Linked DNA regions of Homo sapiens: region 1 is linked to region 2. The links are chromatin loops, found by intact Hi-C in ENCODE. Cell type or tissue: chondrocyte. All regions are shown on one strand. Each heading gives the region's core, and the rest is flanking DNA. Links, peaks and the distances in the headings are about the cores only. Region 1 holds the start of ARHGEF7 (Rho guanine nucleotide exchange factor 7). Region 2 overlaps ARHGEF7 (Rho guanine nucleotide exchange factor 7).

Evidence for each region. A loop is a pair of places that touch in the nucleus more often than their neighbours do. Peaks named below come from ENCODE experiments on the same cell type or tissue, not always from the same donor. Only the 100,000 strongest peaks of a DNase experiment are listed, where the experiment ranks them.
Region 1: a loop joins it to region 2, with 3 times the contacts of the local background. A loop is called at or near these places in 13 of 110 quality-filtered maps.

Annotation. Positions count from the first base shown.
Region 1 is chr13:111,114,625-111,122,950 of GRCh38, forward strand. ARHGEF7 (Rho guanine nucleotide exchange factor 7) reads left to right here and starts at 686. Exons shown (of 22, transcript NM_001354046.2): 1 at 686-1,067. The coding sequence starts at 903. ARHGEF7-AS2 (ARHGEF7 antisense RNA 2) reads right to left here and starts at 1,054. Exons shown (of 2, transcript NR_046667.1): 1 at 923-1,054; 2 at 1-294. RefSeq lists silencers at 559-648, 5,879-6,017. In chondrocyte, for the core only: CTCF peaks have their summits at 1,862 and 3,895 (motif pointing right); no DNase peak of the experiment used is centred there.
Region 2 is chr13:111,205,780-111,214,105 of GRCh38, forward strand. It overlaps ARHGEF7 (Rho guanine nucleotide exchange factor 7), which reads left to right. Exons shown (of 22, transcript NM_001354046.2): 4 at 4,093-4,223. Among named protein-coding and RNA genes, the nearest start is that of ARHGEF7-AS1, 61 kb to the left of the region's middle. RefSeq lists enhancers at 85-586, 587-1,086, 5,909-6,436, 8,090-8,326. In chondrocyte, for the core only: no CTCF peak of the experiment used is centred there; DNase peaks (open chromatin) are centred at 628 and 4,933.

The sequences.
Region 1 (8,326 bases), core at 126-8,125, 91 kb before region 2:
GACGCAGCCAGGCGCCCGGCCCGGCCCGGCCCGGCCCTCTGCACAGCCCCACTTCAGGCCACGCCGTTTCCTTGACCTTCCCCCGGCAGGGTCTGAAGCGTCACCGTCCGTCTAGAGCAGAGTCGCGCAGGCCCCTGCCCTGCCGGTGAGGTCGGCGCCGCGCTCCGGAGAGTCGGTTCCTCCCGATTCAGACCCATATGGCTTCAGATGGAACCATCATTTCTGTTCCGTCATGACCGGCTTGCAAGGTAGCAAAGCGAAACAAACGTCTCGTTTTCAGCCTGTCCCCGCCACCTTGAAATAAAACCGGCAAAAATAAAAAGAGCATTCTGGGAAGTACTTCATCATTTCAACGCTCACGAATTCAAAACATAAACAAAGGCTTCCGAGTGCCCCGGCCAGGGGCGCGGGGCGCACGGCGGGCCCGGGGCAGGTAAGCGCAGGTGCGCGCCCGCCCCCACCCCCGGCTCCCTCCCCATCCGCTCCCCGCTCCCCTTCCCCTTTCCCTTCCCCGCCCGCTCCCAGCCGCCGCCGCCGCCCCGCGCACGGCCTGGAGCGGAGGCTGCGCAGGGCGCGGGGCGGCGCGGGCCGGGCGCGGGCCGGGCGGACGGCCGCGTCTTTCTTCTCCTGGCGGTGATGTCATTGGGCGACGGCGGCCGAGGCCGGGGGGCGGCGGCGGGCGCCCGCAGGTTCCCGAGCCGCTCCTGAGAAGGCGCCTGACAGCGGGCCGGGGCGCACGGAGAAGCGGGCCGGGCCGGACCTGCTGGGCCGCGCCGAGCCAATCGCCGGCGCCGGCCGCTCGATGGGCGAGGCGGCGGCGGCGGCGGCGGGGGCCGCGGGCCGGGCCGCCGCTCCGAGGTGAAGGCGCGCGCCCCTCCCCGCCTGCCTCCCGGGCCGCAGCGATGAATTCCGCCGAGCAAACCGTTACGTGGCTCATCACTCTGGGGGTGCTGGAGTCGCCCAAAAAAACCATCTCGGACCCGGAGGGCTTTCTGCAGGCGTCGCTGAAGGATGGGGTGGTCCTCTGCAGGCTGCTGGAGCGCCTGCTCCCCGGGACCATCGAGAAAGTAAGTCCCGGCCCGCGCCCCCGCCCGCGCCCCCCGGTCCGGCCCGCTGCGGCCCGGGATGCGCGCGGAGCACCTGAGGCCGGCCGCGCTCGGGAAACCCGTGCGCCCTCCTTTGTGCGCGGAGCGGCGGCGCGGCCGGCGCCAGGACCGTGGCGGGAGCTCGGGGGGCGCCATTGTGTGCGGGGCAGGGGGAGGGGGCCGGGGAGCGGGGTCGGGGGGAGGGGCGGCGCGGGCGGCGGGGGTCCCCGGGAAGGAGAGTGCACCGCAGCGAGGAGACGGGGCTTCTGCGCCGCCCGAACGCTAAGTTGCCCCTCCGCGTGGGGGGCCGGCCCCGCTCCCTGGCAGCAGCCGCATCGGAAACCGCGTTCCGACGCGGTGCGGCTCACTCCGCTGGCTTTGTGTGGACAGTTCTTGCCGGTGGCGTTGCGTGAGTTTCGCCTCCCAGGTTAATTGACCGGTTGCTCTGTATTTTTAAAGAGGCACGCATCTGTAGCTGAGGGCTGCGCTGTGAAACGATCTACTACTTTCCCCTCGAGAAAATTCCCCACCTATCCGAGCCGAGAGGACGGCAGACACAGGGTCTAAGTCCTGGCACTCTTCAAGGCTTGTTAAAATTCTAGATTTCGTTCTCAGGTCCCTCCCTCGTTCTGAACAGAACCTTTAGTCCTGCAGGCACTGCTTCTCCCTTCCGGCTGGTGGTTCCCAGGCTGGAGCGTGTGAACCCTGACCCGAATCTCTGGAAGTGATTAAAGTTTGTTTTCATCGCCCACAAGCCGGCCAGCAGGGCCGAGGAGGCAGGAGAGTTTCTAAAAACGATGTCTCCCTGTAGCTCAAAATACTAAAATCTTATTCCCAGGGTGTTTCTTCGGGGGGTGGGGTGGGGGTGGGGGTGGCCAATATATAGCGTTAAGATCAACAGTTATTTAAAAGGTGTTAAATATAGAAATTGAAGTGTACCATAATTAGGAAGAAGGATTTCAGTTTTTAAGTGGGGTGTATTGGCCCCCATACAGGATGACAACAACTTGTAAATAAAATGCCACGTAAGTGACTTGAAAAAGTAAAATGTTTAATTTTTTTCATTCACATGTACATATTCTCTTGCTACATTTTAAATGAGGTCAGAAAACATTTTATTTAATATGAATTTGGCTTGCATTCCACTTTTAGCTATTTTTCTTACTTGGAACATCTTTATGAAAACAGAATCTGCATATTAGAGTGAATGGCTGCCTGCCTGTCCATGAAATAAAAATGTTCCTTAAAAATGAACCTGATGTCACAGTGAAATTATGATTTAAGACAGGAGGACTGAGGAGCAGGAGCTGACTTTCAAGGCATTCAAAATACTTTGCTGTTTGGATACTGGTACCTCTGGTAATGAAAGACAGATGTTGAAAAGTGTTGAAATGCATGCAAAGTTCACCAAAATAGGCTTAAATAAAATTCTGTTCCATCCCTAAGAGCAAAGCTTTAAGAAGTGTCATATGCTGTATTGATAAAAACATGTCGCCATCAAAGAATATGTTGTTTGGCATATTAACTGTATTAATATTGATTGGCCGACTTCAATAATCATTTTCTTTTAAATTATAGAAAGATTTTCCTAGAAAACCGTAGCGTTCATTTCATCTCTAAAACAACAAAGAGAAGAACGAATAAAATGTTGAGCTTGCAGAAGCCAAGTTGAAACAACTCAACATATTCTAAAACTACAGTCATCTGGAAATTTCTTAGGTCAGAGCTGTTTTTGATTCCCCCTGAGCTCCAGTTGGTTTGTGTTAAACTGACTCTGTCACAATGAAAGTTTAATGTGAAGGCAGCGTATTGTAGACACAGTTACTGGTTCTCTGGAGTTCAAAGGTAGGTTTTTGGAGTAAAATATTAGCCGTTTTCTGCCTCTGAGATCCCTGTGTTTCAGAAGTTTTGTGAGCTTTTTCCATTTGCTAGGCAGAGTTATCTGGGTTTCTTTCTTTCTTTTCTTTTTCTCTTTCTTTCTTTCTCTCTCTCTCTCTGTCTCTCTCTCTCTTTCTTTCTCCTTCCTTCCTTCCTTCGAGATGGGTTCTTGCTATGTTGGCCAGGCTGGTCTTGAACTCCGGGCCTCAAGGGATTGTCCCATCTAGGCCTCCCAAAGTGCTGGGATTACAGGCGTGAGCCACCACGCCCAGCCAGTTATCTGGGTTTTTGGTGTTTTCATGCTTACCAGATAATCTATGCCACAAAGCACACATGCTGAATAACTTTTACTTAAATGTGGGAATGTGAGTCTGAGGATGTTTTTTCCTTAAAAAGAAGCATTTGGAAACTTAACTGAATGTTCATGTGGACATGACAGGGGCTTCGCTTGACCTCTGCTGCAGGAGTGCCCTGACAGCCAGTGAGCGGAGGGCAAGTGGCCTGCAGCCTTCGCCTCTGCAGGCTCACAACCTGGCATGGGCCATGAGGCTGGGGATGAGGGCAGAACTAAAACGTGGCTGGGTGCCTCGGGCTTCCCATATGTCTTTTATTAAGAAACCATGCCCTAATGTGTTTCTTCCATTACGCTCATTTGTTCTGTTTCAGAGTTAGGAAGAGGGTGGAGGGAGCAGAGAGGACGTTCACGGCGTGTCAGATTCTTCTGCTCATTTAAAGGAAACTTTCCACCCAGGTTCCCGCTTTGCTTTTAAGGTGGAAGGTTAGACAGTGAGAAGATGGAATTATAAACTTTACATGAACAGTTCAGAAAAGAGACACTTTTCATTATACTGGACAGATGTTTTCTGCTGTAGGGGAGAGGAAAATGGGATTAAAAAGTTTTCGCCTTCTCTGTATCTGGAGATCCTGCACTTTGGTTTTCTCCAGGAGGGGTCAGGATGTTTGGCTGGGCTGCCCATGTCTTCGGCTTCCCACACTCCTCCCGTGAGCAGAGGTCATGACGTCTAGGGAGCCCTGGAAGCCCTTTTCTCACAAATTCACTTTAAACATCCCTAGGGTATTTAGTCAAAGGAGGTGAAATCAAGATACATGAATTGTAGAGGATGGAAAATTTCTATAAGACTAATACAACACATTAAAATCATGGAAATCATGAAATGCTCTTTTAATTTCACTTGTGAATGCAACAAATGAAGTCTCTTAACTCACTATAAAAAACTCAAGGAACTTGGTTCTTTCTCTGTGTGTCCCAGGAGAACAGAACACAGAGAACCTTCCTGTGTAATCCATGTGATGTGCTCCCGAGAACCCTGGCTAGGTGTTTGTGGAATGTAATTGAAAATCAGACGCTGCCTCGGGTCTTAGTGCTGGATGTGGAGGCATTTGTCTCTCAGCTCTGGAGGCCCAAAGTCTGGGATTAAGGTACCTGCAGGGCCTCGTGCCCTCAGAAGGCTCCAAGGAGGGGTCTGTCCCAGGCCACTCTCAGGCTTCTGGTAGTTCCTGGCTTGTGGCAACACAAGTCCAATCTTCACATGATGTCCGTGCTGTGGTTTCTTCTCTGTGTCCAAATTCCTCCTTTTTAGCAGGACATCAGTGGAATTGCATTAGGGGCACCCTACCCCAGTATGGCCTCATCTTAACCGATTACATCTGCATTAACTTCATTTCTGAATAAGGCCCCATCCTGAGATACTGGGGGTTAGGACTTCAAAATACGAATGCTGGAGGAGCACAGTTCAGCTCATGACAGGTTGTTTCTACATTTGAACCAGATCAGTTTATTAGCTATTGATCTGATTGCACAATGCCAGGTGCTAGGGGAGATTGCAAAACCTAAATAATAGAGTCTTGGGGGTTCCAGTACAGAAAATGTAACTCGAAAGACAAGAACAGCATGAGGCAGAAGGAAGTCAAGAGTCGTAATGTCAGATATGGATGAGAAGGAGCAAAAGAATCAAGGAGCTAAAAAGACCAGCATTTGAGCAGGTCAGACCCAAGACTTTGCTGACGTGTGGGTAAGAATATGGTTTGCATTTCCCAAACTGTAACCTGGCAGCCCTAGGTGATTTTCCACAGGCTTGCAGAAAATCAGCAAATCTGATGTTGCATAGGAAAAAAGGAAATACTTTTTTCTAGGTAAACTGGAGACTCACTTTCTGCTCAGTGTCAGGATTCTGGGGTTGGTTAGGGGCTGGGGTGAGGAGAAGCAGAAGTGCTCACCTGCTAGAAATGTGCCTTTTCTTAGGTCCTTTGGCCCTAAAAAGAACGTGATGAGTGATCACATGTGGTGGTAGGGTAAGGTTCTCACTCAGGCCCGTGACCTGTAGCCGTCATAAAGACTTGTTGATTGGCTAAGTCACTTATAGAGAAGTTATAATATGGTATCTCCAGACTGTGTTTTTAAGGAGACTTCTTTAAACCCTGCAAACTGAATAACTGGTTATATCAAGTTGCTTCTAACTAAACTACCCTGAATATGGTTCCAGAATAGTGAATTTTGCAATAATAAACATTTCCTTTTGAAGCATGTGACTTTATAGTCCTGTCTCAACCCTGAACCAGTGTGATTCTTGTTTGGGTTTCAGGCCTAGGGAAGAAGGTAGCTGGAACTGCATTTGCTGGCTCACTAAAAAGAAAGCAAACAAACTGAAATTCAATTTAAATCAGGAGTGCCTGAAGAGATTTCCTGAGAACCAGACTAGAAACTAGTGTTTATGTTGGCATCACACAGACACAGGAGAGCACACACACAAGCATACACACACGCATACATGCACACTTGCACATGCATGTGCACACACGAACTTATGCACACACGCATGCATGCCTGCACAAACATGCACATACGTAAACACATGCATGTAAATACACACACACACAGACACATGCGTGTACATAGACACGCACACACGCACACACAGACACGTCTGACGGGGGTTGAGGGAGTGGGGGAAGGAGTGCTGGCACATGTGGCATTCCATTTTCTCAGGGGCAGCTGCTCTGTGAACTCTCCAAGCCCAGTCCAAAGGATGCCATCTCAGGACCCGGCCCTCATTCTATTAATAGAAGTCACTCCAGAATCTGCCTGCTCGCCTCCTTTCTTTAGGCACTGCCTGCCTTTCTATACATCTTAAAAGAGAATAAGATGTCTGCCCAGCATGGCAGGCAGCATGCTCCTCTCGTTTGCAGGCGCTGTCCCTCGCAATACCCATACTGCAGATGAGGACCCTGAGGTCTGGCAGTTAGCTTTGCCCCAGGTCATCTGGCTGCACTCGGAGGCGGAAGATTCCAGCTCAAGACTGTGAGCTTTCTCATGGAAAACAAGACTGATTCTGCCACCTATACTGAACTTAGGGGAAGATTCGCAACCACTGCCTTCAGAAATTTACAAACCAGATCAGGAAAGGAGACGGAGGCAGCAGTGTAACTGAGCACCCAGGGGGGACAAAAGTGAGGACTGGAGGGGCTGGCTCAGGTCACCGGCCACAGGGGCAGAGTGGGAGCCCTCAGGAGTGCCTGGAGCCACTGCAGGTGTCTCACTTCTCGGGACATCTGGAAGCAGCTCTGCCCTTCAGTAGACAGACCCCAAAGGCACCCAGGGTAGGGCCCCTTGCCCTGGGGGAACCTGCAGAAGCTCCTGCAGAAGTCTGTGTCTGGGCCTTTCTCCCCGGCCGCAGAACGTGTGTTCCGTGTTCCTGTACCATCCAATAACTCACTGTAGTTTCTGGGCTTCCCTACTCTGTAGGGCTTACCAGATTTCCACTTAGTCCAAGATTTCAAACTGTGTGCATCTACACCACACACACTTTTAAAATTCAAGTACTATGTACACACGAACATCTCTCTCCCTTTAGAGGCCACTGATCACTCTAAAATGTAAAGAGTGGAGGCGATGGGGGCTGTGAGGTGAGTGGGGGCAGAGCCGTTTGTTCTTGTGTAGGGTGGATTTTAGCCGTTTGGATTGGAGTCTTGTGTAGGCTTGACGCCCACGCGTCTCTCACTGCACGAGGGAGGTGGCAGAGGCACATCATCCCTTTGGGCACGCAACTCTACCACGTGCATCGCTGGGAGATGGGAGGACTGGCATCCCCCGAACCCACGGGTCCCTGCCTGGAGACACTGGGAGACCCGGTCCTCTGCGTGCTTCAGAGTCAGGCACACCTGGCTTTGTTCCCGCAGCCATTTGCTCTGTGACTTCCGGCACCTGTCTAACCTCTCGGAGTCCTAGTTTCTTCCTCCTAAAAATGAGATGAATGATATCCACTGGTGGGGGCAGTGAGGTCATTACCAGGGTAAATGAGTAGATGTGCTGGGCACAAAGTCATTCCTCAGTACGCAGTAGTTACTGTTTTGTTGATTGACACTGAAAACCTTCCCCATCGTGTCCAGAAGACTGTAAGCCAAGATTTGAACCTCAGAGCCATCCAAATCCAGGAACACGGGTTAATTCTCACAACAGGGCAGACTCTTGCAACTTTCGGGGGCTGGCAGCCTCTGCATCCCACTCTGGACAGACCACCATTGTCTGGGTTGGTGGGCCTGCTGAACGTGGCTTCCAGGGCCCTCTGGTCAGCGCCAGATCTGGGCGCAGCTGCTGAGTGCACACAGCTGCTGGTTGGGGAGCGGGAGGGCTGAGCGGGTGGACTCAGGTTTCGCTTATATAAAGTTTCATGCATCAGCAGGGCCGGGAGTCAGAGATGGGAAGTGAGGGCCAGCCTGCCCCACCTGGTGTCTGCAGAGAGAGGGCTTTGGGGCCGCCCCGGTCCGACTGCTTCCCGGGTACAGCTTCTGACTTCTCCCTCCTTTATCAGTTCTGTCAAGTTAGGGTAGGAGAATTAATCTCTTGATGTTTTTATATTTCTAACTTTAGCTTTGAATTTTTAAGGTTTGATGCACCAGGCTGGCAGTTCTCAACTCTGTTTTTGCAGGATGGTGTCATGTCTGCTGGGGTCTCAAGGCGAGGCGGTGAGGGGAACTGAAATGGAATGTGTGCACAGTGTATTTCAAACACATGTATGTGAATTCATTTAATCATCCCTTTTACCAGGTTCCTATTGTGTGCGTGCTAGTGACCCAATCACACGCATGGAAGCGCACGCATGGATGCCAGCCATACCACCTCTTCAGGCAGGTCAGAAGAGAAATGCTAGGATCTTGGGTATAAAGTATTTGTGAGTTCTCAGGATGAAGGAATGTAGAGTCATCCAGCCCAGACGCCTCCTTTTGCAGATGGCTTCACTGAGGGCACCTGCATGTGGTTGTGTAAGCTGTGTACTGCCCGGTCTTGGGAGAACCGTTCACACTGTAGTCTAAGCAAATGGCTCCAAGGCCTGTGCTGGGAGGCG
Region 2 (8,326 bases), core at 102-8,101:
CGTGGATTGGCCTGTAAAGTCCACACTACCTGTCCAGGGCTCCTGAGGGCTGTGGCACCCAGGTACATGGTGTGTGTGGTCCTAGCCCCCATTAGTACTGAAGTGGAGAGGAGGTTTTGGGGACATGGTGTGCCCCTCTCATGGGCCACAGCGAAGACAGGAGTTGTTCAGACAGGTCCTCTGAGGGAAGGTGCATGTTGTCCATGATGCCAAGGTCCCCGGAGGAAATGCTCCATGAGCCCTGAGGAGCTCTTTCTTGGATTTCTGTGTGGCTCAAAAGGAAGGAACTTTTTAGTTGCTTTTTTGGTCTTATTAGAGTAATTTTTTTTTCCTATTTACCTTCACGGATGTTAAATATCAGGTTTGTGGGGGAAAGTGCCGTGTCCTTTTCAAACAGAAACCTCCTGAGTTGATTTTGTCGGGGTCGCTTCTCAGCTTCGTCTGGCCCTTCAGAGGGGGGGGTGTACTTGCCTCACTGCACATTGAGGAGAGACGGGGGTTATGCATGCTTTGGGGCTGCAGTTCCTGGCTCCCGGAGGCTTCATCGGTGGTGCAGGGACTGTCCTTGGTGCTGCCTCCCAGCGCATGTGTGCTCTGACTGCTGTCTGGAAGCTGATGCTGCTGCTGCTGATGCTGATGCCCCGGCGAGAGGCACTGGCCCCCATCCCTGGGAGCAGGGGCAGACCCCAGGCAGAGGTGTGGCTGTGGCTGCGTGTTCACAGCTTGACTTCTGAGGTTTAAAGGACTGTTCAGATGAAAGCATCGAGGAAACAAAAATTTAAATGGCAGGATTATGAAGATGGATGTAACTAATGAAAATTGTCACATTATTTAATGCCTTCTCTGTCTCTACAATCTAAAAATGATCCTTTTAATATGAACAAACAATAAGAAAATCACAGCCGGGTGTGGTGGCTCATGCCTGTAATCCCAGCACTTTGGGAGGCCGAGGCGGGCGGATCACGAGGTCAGGAGATCGAGACCATCCTGGCTAACACGGTGAAACCCCGTCTCAACTAAAAATACAAAAAAATTAGCCAGGCGTGGTGGCGGGCACCTGTAGTCCCAGCTACTCGGGAGGCTGAGGCAGGAGAATGGCGTGAACCCGGGAGGCGGAGCTTGCAGTGAGCCGAGATCGCGCCACTGCACTCCAGCCTGGGCGACAGAGCGAGACTCCATCTAAAAAAAAAAAAAAAGAAAAAGAAAAAAAAAGAAAATCACTTATCTAAAGTTATGGATGACATTGAAAAGGACATACATTTAGAGTGGATCACTGGAATTTAATACAAGAAATACTGCAACAGGTGATGTACAGAAGTGGCATATTCATGTGTCCTGACCACATGGGGGAATCTGCCTGCAAACTCATATTCATCCATGCCTCAGAGTTTTGAATTATTTTTTATGGAGGCAGGGTCTTGCTCTGTCGTCCACGCTGGAACACAGTGGTGTGATCTCAGCTCACTGAAGCCTCAGCCTCCTGGGCTCAGGCAGTCCTCCCACCTCGGCCTCCTCAGCAGCTGGGTCTGCAGGTGTGTGCCTCTGTGCCTGGCTAATTTTTGCATATTTGTAGAGATGGGGTTTCGCTGTGCTGCCCAGGCTTGTCTTAAACTCCTGAGCTCAAGCTATCTGCCTGCCTTGGCCTCCCGAAGTGCTGAGATTACAGGCTTATGCCACCATGCCTGTCCTAAATGATGTGCCTTATAATTAACGTAGATCTCTGTGGCAGATGGGGCAATAGCACAGATATGTAAAATCTACAAGTAATCCTTAATTTGACTCTGCTCCCATTGAATACTTTTTTAGAGGTTGCTCACAGGAGCAGAAGATAGTAACTTTGAATTTCATTGTAGATGTTTTCTCTGCTTTTGCTGTAAGTGGGGGTGCTAATTAGGACGAAGTGGCTTTAGAACATGGCTTTAATTTGTACACTCAGTCTTGGGATTGTCAACCATCTAGGTTTGAGACGGTAGGATTTACAAGTAAATAAGAGAAGTCAGAATCCAGTAGCTCTCAGGCTATTAGTTTTTACCTCTACCTTATGGAAATGTATTTTGTATATGTTCTTGGTATCATTGGCTATGTGTTGGATGTAAAATAGATAGCTTTGTTCTTTACAAAGACAAATTTGGAAGTTACCACATAAACTTGGTACTTTTAAGCTTTTAAACTATAGGAATGACCCCTCCTAGATGGAAGGAATGCTTTGCTTTTCTGTTTGCCCTTTGTTTTTGTTTTTGAAGTCAGTGGGAAGGCAATACCCGTACGTTTTCTTTTTGAGACAGAGTTTCGTTCTTGTTGCCCAGGCTGGAGTGCAATGGCATGATCTTGGCTCACCGCAACCTCCGCCTCCTGGATTCAAGCGATTCTCCTGCCTCGGCCTCCCGAGTAGCTGGGATTACAGACACGTGGCACCACACCCGGCTAATTTTGTATTTTTAGTAGAGGCGGGGTTTCTCCATGTTGGTCAGGCTGGTCTGGAACTCCCAGCCTCAGGTGATCCACCAGCCTCTGCCTCCCTAAGTGTTAGGATTACAGGCATGAGCCACTGCGCCTGGCCTCGTTTCTTTCTAGATTTCAGCTTTCCTTGATTGGCAAACAGTAAGACAACTGCAGCAGCCACAGTTACTGTGGACATTCTTGGGAAAATTGTCATTGTCTTTCTGCTTCTGTCTCTTAAAATCATATGTGTTCTCAAGGCATTTAGTTGACTGTAACTGGCCTTTTAATTGGATAGAAGAAAGCTTGGTGATGGGGAAGTACAGAATGTCTTCAGGATGGCCCTCCTTGTATGAGAATTTCCTGGAAGGCTGTGGCCAGCAGAGCACTGCAGACCATGGCCGGGAGCCCTGTAGAATTTGCTGGAAATGCCCTTTTAGCTGGTTTTGTGCTGCGGGTTGCCTGAGACCCCTGTGTTCTCAAGCAGAATGTGCTCTATAGAGATTACTCGTAACCTGCCCTCAGCAGGTCCTGGGAAGTGTAGGGTGAGGGGGTGACCTGAGAAGAATTTAAGATCGTTGGAGTAGCAAGCCCCCATCTGTGGGGTCAGGCAGGTGGCGTGAAGGGAGGAGCTGGATGGAAGGGCATGGGTGCTGGGTCCTCTCAGGACAGCCCCTGCCCAGCTCTGAGCCAGCTTTACCTGATGGGATATAGACCTGGTGTGGCCACATCCTAAATGTGTCAAGAGCAGTGGGGAATCTGGGTTTTTGGTGATACCTTCAGACTTTTCGATGTTGACCGTTTAATTCAGAATTTTATAAGATACGTGCAAGCCAATCCAAACACCTGGGAGGAAGCTGGGACCTGGAGACTTAGGGTTGCTTTCATGGAAGCCTCCCTGGAGTTTAGGACATGGCCGGGCACGTGCCTCTCAGAACAGCGATTTTCCCAGCAAAGTTTTTCACAGCCTCATTCTCTCTTTTTTTTAATTGAGTCACTTTTAAGAATAAATTGCTATTATTTATTTGTTGGATGGCCTGTGTGGAGTGTCTTATGAAGGGAGATCCAGAGAACAGAACTAAGCCTCTTACTGTCTGTTTACTTTGATTCTGTCAGCAACTTCATGAGGTGAGTAGAGCCTGTGCTGCCTTAGTGTTGGGGAAATAATCCTCACAAGGTTCTCTCTGGCTGAAAAATACACTGGATTTTCTCTTTTAAATAAGAGTCTTTTCCTTCTGTTGCTTATTGCATGACACATCGTCCTGGAAAAGTGGGCATGTGGTGGTGATGCTTTGGAGAATCAGTACTTGGTTGTTCTCCGCTCCATAATCAAATTTGAGAGGCTTTTTTTTCCAGGTGAAGGGAAAATCTTTAAAAGTTATAATACATTTCACAAACTTTTGAAAATTATATTAGAGAAGAACTGATTAATAGTTATCTCCAGATAATTTCTGGAAAGGTAGTTGGGGAATGAATGCAAGTCATTTATGTAGCAAATAATTTGTTCTTTGTTTTCTGCATAAATGGGCTGCTTTGTTGTGGTCTTTTGGTGTGTCCCTCTGTGCTGCCCTAGTTTTAAAGTCTAGTGTGTAGTGTGGGTGCGTGGTATCAGGCGCTCTCAGCTCTCTTTTTCTGTGTGCATGCTCTTTGCAGACATCGGGCTGGGGAGTGACTCCGTGTGTGCCCGGCCCTCGTCTCACCGCATAAAGTCTTTTGACTCCCTTGGATCACAGTCTTTGCACACTCGGACTTCAAAACTGTTCCAGGGCCAGTATCGGAGTTTGGTAAGTTTGAGAGATTTTGTTACTTAAATATGTTTGGGAAGGATATGAGTGTGTATGGATATATCTGAGAAGATACGTATGCCTCCATTAATGGTGTTAAACAGGGCAAAGGTAGCTGGACTTCGCCTCCGTTGTGCCTGTAATCTGGTTTGGCATTTGCTCATTACCAGATGATCCAGATATTATGCTTAATGATTGCTTTTGAGAAACTCATTTGTTTTTAGGTTGTATTGCAAGACTCATGACTCGATATCTGGAGTGATGCTGCTTTAAAAAAACACACCCCTTGTCATTTGCATGGCATTATCAGCTATGCACATGTACAGAAATATTGAGAATAAGAAATATGTATGGAAAAGTACTCAGCTCCGTAAAGAAGAGATGGTTAAAACTAAAGAATCTGGCCTTTCTTCTCTTCATGAAAGCATGGCTTAGTGTGCTTTACTAAGTCAGGATTTAGTTTACAGGGGAGGGAATCCCTTAGAATGACTGATTGGGACGCAGAGAAAGAAACTTAGATGATCGAACAGTTGTCGTGGAGAGTGAAAAAATACTCGTTTAAAAATGCTCAGGATACAGGCTGTGAGTAAAGCCCATGGAATGTAATAGTGAAGTTGAAAATGAGAAACTCAAGCAGGGTTAAACAGGGCTGCCTGTAGAGTGTTGGGGCAGAGCCAGGGCTGCCACTCTGCAGTCCTGCACCCTTCTCTGAGCTGCAGCTGGCGGGCAGTGACTTCGATTGGCTGCTGGGGATACCACTGCTTTCTCGCGACAGTACATACTTTGTTAGAAACATAGTGATCTTGTAACGTGAGTCTAGAGAGAACCCTATTCTAGAGTCATGAAGGGTCCATGGATTTTCCTCTGCCTTAACATGGGGGAGTATTGCTAAGTAAGCTGATGGTGGTCCTCAAGAAATAAAAGTTAATTTAGATAGAGTCGTGATTTGTAGAGGGAAATAAATTACAGTGGTTTATGAAGCATGTGTGAAAAATGGAAAGATATGCGAGGAATGTGATTTTTATGTTTCTGAACTTTTTGAACTCAAGCTCGCTATCATTGCTGTGTCTCCTCTTAGAGGATCCCCGAGGGGTCTGACTGCTTCAGGCGTGGTGGGCGGTGGGCTGCATGGCCTGAGTGCTGCAGTCCTCACAGCAGCCCCGAGAGGCCTGGCTGTTGCTGTTTCCTGCTTTGCAGGAGCCTGTTCTGGAAGAATTCTGTGGACTACCATTGGGAGCATTAGGATTCCAAGTTAAAGAGGACTAAACAAACCACTTTAAACACACTTGAAATGAGCTCTGTAAAACACATGAGGAAAACATAAGAGAAATCAGCTCGCCTTGGGTAAAGCTGTGATTTGCTGTCTCACCCGTTCACTGGTGGCAATTTTCATCTGATTTTTTTTTCTTTTTGAGTAGAGGACTAGATTACAAATGTATAATTTTAAGTAAAATAAAGTTAAATGTAATGTTTGTTGGTAATGTTACTGAGATCATAGTAAGTATTGGATTAATTTTTCATTAGCTGCTGAAATTTCGTTATACTAGAAATAGACTTGCGCTCTCTGACCTGTGTGAAGTCTTTTTGGGCTGATGTTTTGATTGGGTGCTAGAGAGCTGCTTTCTCTTTGATGGAATGTGCAAGACCTCTCTCAGCCATGCTAGGTAAGAATGAATGTTTCTTTACCCTTAGGTTTTTCTGTGTAGTTTATCGATAGCACTTTGTAGTAGTTTTCTTGGATTAAAAATTAAGAACTTATCTTGAAACAAGAATGGCCTAACATTCCTTTGAAGCTGGGCAGTGGATGCATGGAGGGCCACCTGTCACTCTCTCCTTTTGTGTGCATTTGAACATTTCCATGATAAAAAGTTAAGCTAAAAGGCAACTTGCAGTTTCTTGAATGTCAGTTTTGAGATCATATTAAACCTAAGCTTTGAGATTGCGTAAGACGCTTCCATCCCCCAGGCGAGGATCTGTGTTCTGAGGGGCTGGTGTTGTTTATGCCCCTTTGCTCTTGTGTTGCTCCTTCATTACCTGCCTCCCTTTCAGTGTAAGAATGTGTCCTCCAGCCACCACTGCAGTTGCTGGTTGTTTTTATAAGCTTGTTTTTCATCTGTGAAACCGTCAGCCCCCTGCCTCGGGACAGATTTCCTGTCTTGGGATATAGGCAGGCTTGAACAGTTTGATGTTGCGTTTACTGCTTTGCACTGCAGTGGAGGTTTTCACTTGTCTGCGGTGCCCCTCCACCATTCCAAGGAAAGAACAGTCAGGGGAGAGTTCTTACCCACTTCCAGAGGCTGAACTAAATCGAGCTCTTTATCCAGTTCGGCTCTGTGATGGGCCTCGGTGGTGAAGAATGTGGTAGGCGCCAGTTGTAGATTTAGGTATGGTTTTTCTCATAGATAAGGCATGAGTTCATACTTCACTCTTTGTTCGACACCGCTGGAATTCCTGGTGACTGCTGTGCTTTTAGTCTTCAACTGCTGGCTGCTGATTGGTACAGCCTTGAGTGCTGAATGCTGTTCTCAGAGTTTGGGGATGGCGTTTGTGAGGTGATTGTCCCCATCATCCTTCATTTCTGGGAGAGGTGACTTGATTTCTTAAAGTGCTGCTTCTGCTTCTGGAAACCAGGGACCTGTACGTCTGGCACAGTCCTGATGCTGGCAGCTAACCTTGGCTTTGGACCAGTCACCGAGTGTATTTCCAAGACATGCAAGAAATTATATCCAAATGTATTGTACACATTGTTAAATATTTTCATATACCATATTTTGTCAATTCAAAGACTTCTCTTTTTAAGTCATTTTAACACATCTGGAAGTACGTGTATCTTACAGTTGATGGTATGCCATAATGTAATTGACAGTATTTGGTGGAATATAAAGGCATTGTCTAATTTTTGGCATCTTATATTGGTTGACATGAGGAAACTGAAGCTTAGAGAAGATATTTACCCAAGATCACAGCACTCAGAAATAGTAAAGTTGGAGTAAAAATTGTGTCTCCGTCCTTTGGCAAGCATTTCTCCTTCTGTAAAGGAAATTATAGGTGCTCTTAGAGAGCGGAGGAGAGGGTATTGTTGGTGTGAAGCAGCACTCCAGAGTGTCCTGGTTTTGGATTGTTAGGGTAATTTCAGAACATGGGATACAATAAAGTAATCAGGTGATTAATATCCAAGATACTGATGGGTGGTGCTTTGGCTCCAGGCATCAGAAAGAGGCCGTTAAGGAGCATGGTGGGCATAGATGACTGTGCCCGGCCAGGTCGTGTGTGCCTGGATGGGGTCTCTTCTCCCTTTGGGTTAGGGCAGTGGGGGAACTGTCTTCACTCCCCTCCAGTTACTAAATTTTATTGACACGTAACGTACATAGAAAACCAGTTCATGTATTGTGTGCATACAGCGTGATGTATTGCATGATGAAGTTTTATACATGGAACATTCCCGTGTAAGCACCCAGATGAGGAGGCAGAGCATGACCAGCCTCCAACTCCTCGATGGAGCTTGCGTTCCCCAAGGTATCTGCTGTCCTGATGTCTGATGGTGAAGATGAGTTTTATCCATTTTTGTATTTTTTTTAGCAATGGGATTCTGTGGCATATCCTTTTGTTGTTGTTGTTGTAACGACTGGCTTGTTTTTCTCAACTGAATGATTTAGATTCCCTTAGAGTGTCATGTTGAGTCCAGACAGGTAACAAGCTACAGTTTCAGGAGAGCTTTTTAAAAAAGGGAAAAAAACCCCACAATGATAAAATAGTGATGAAATCCATCTCTTCCAGCTTCCTGTAACACTACTGACAGTGAACGGACCCCTCACTCAGCTGCCGTGATTTTAGGCTGAACGTGGTAGTATAGAGTGTGTAGTTGGAATATAGCCTTTTCTAGGACACCCTTTTCCAGCCAGTCCCATGCATCTTGCGCTCTGATGGAGCACTTCTTGGCATGTTCTAAGTAACCTGTCTTGAGAGTAATAGGCAGAAAGAACATTACAGAGCCCACATGTCCTTCAGTGTAATGACTGCTGAAGAATGGAGGTATGTTGCGACGTTTCACCTGGATACCTGGATCTGAAACAGCTGCCTGCCCCCTGTACCCTTCCTTGGAT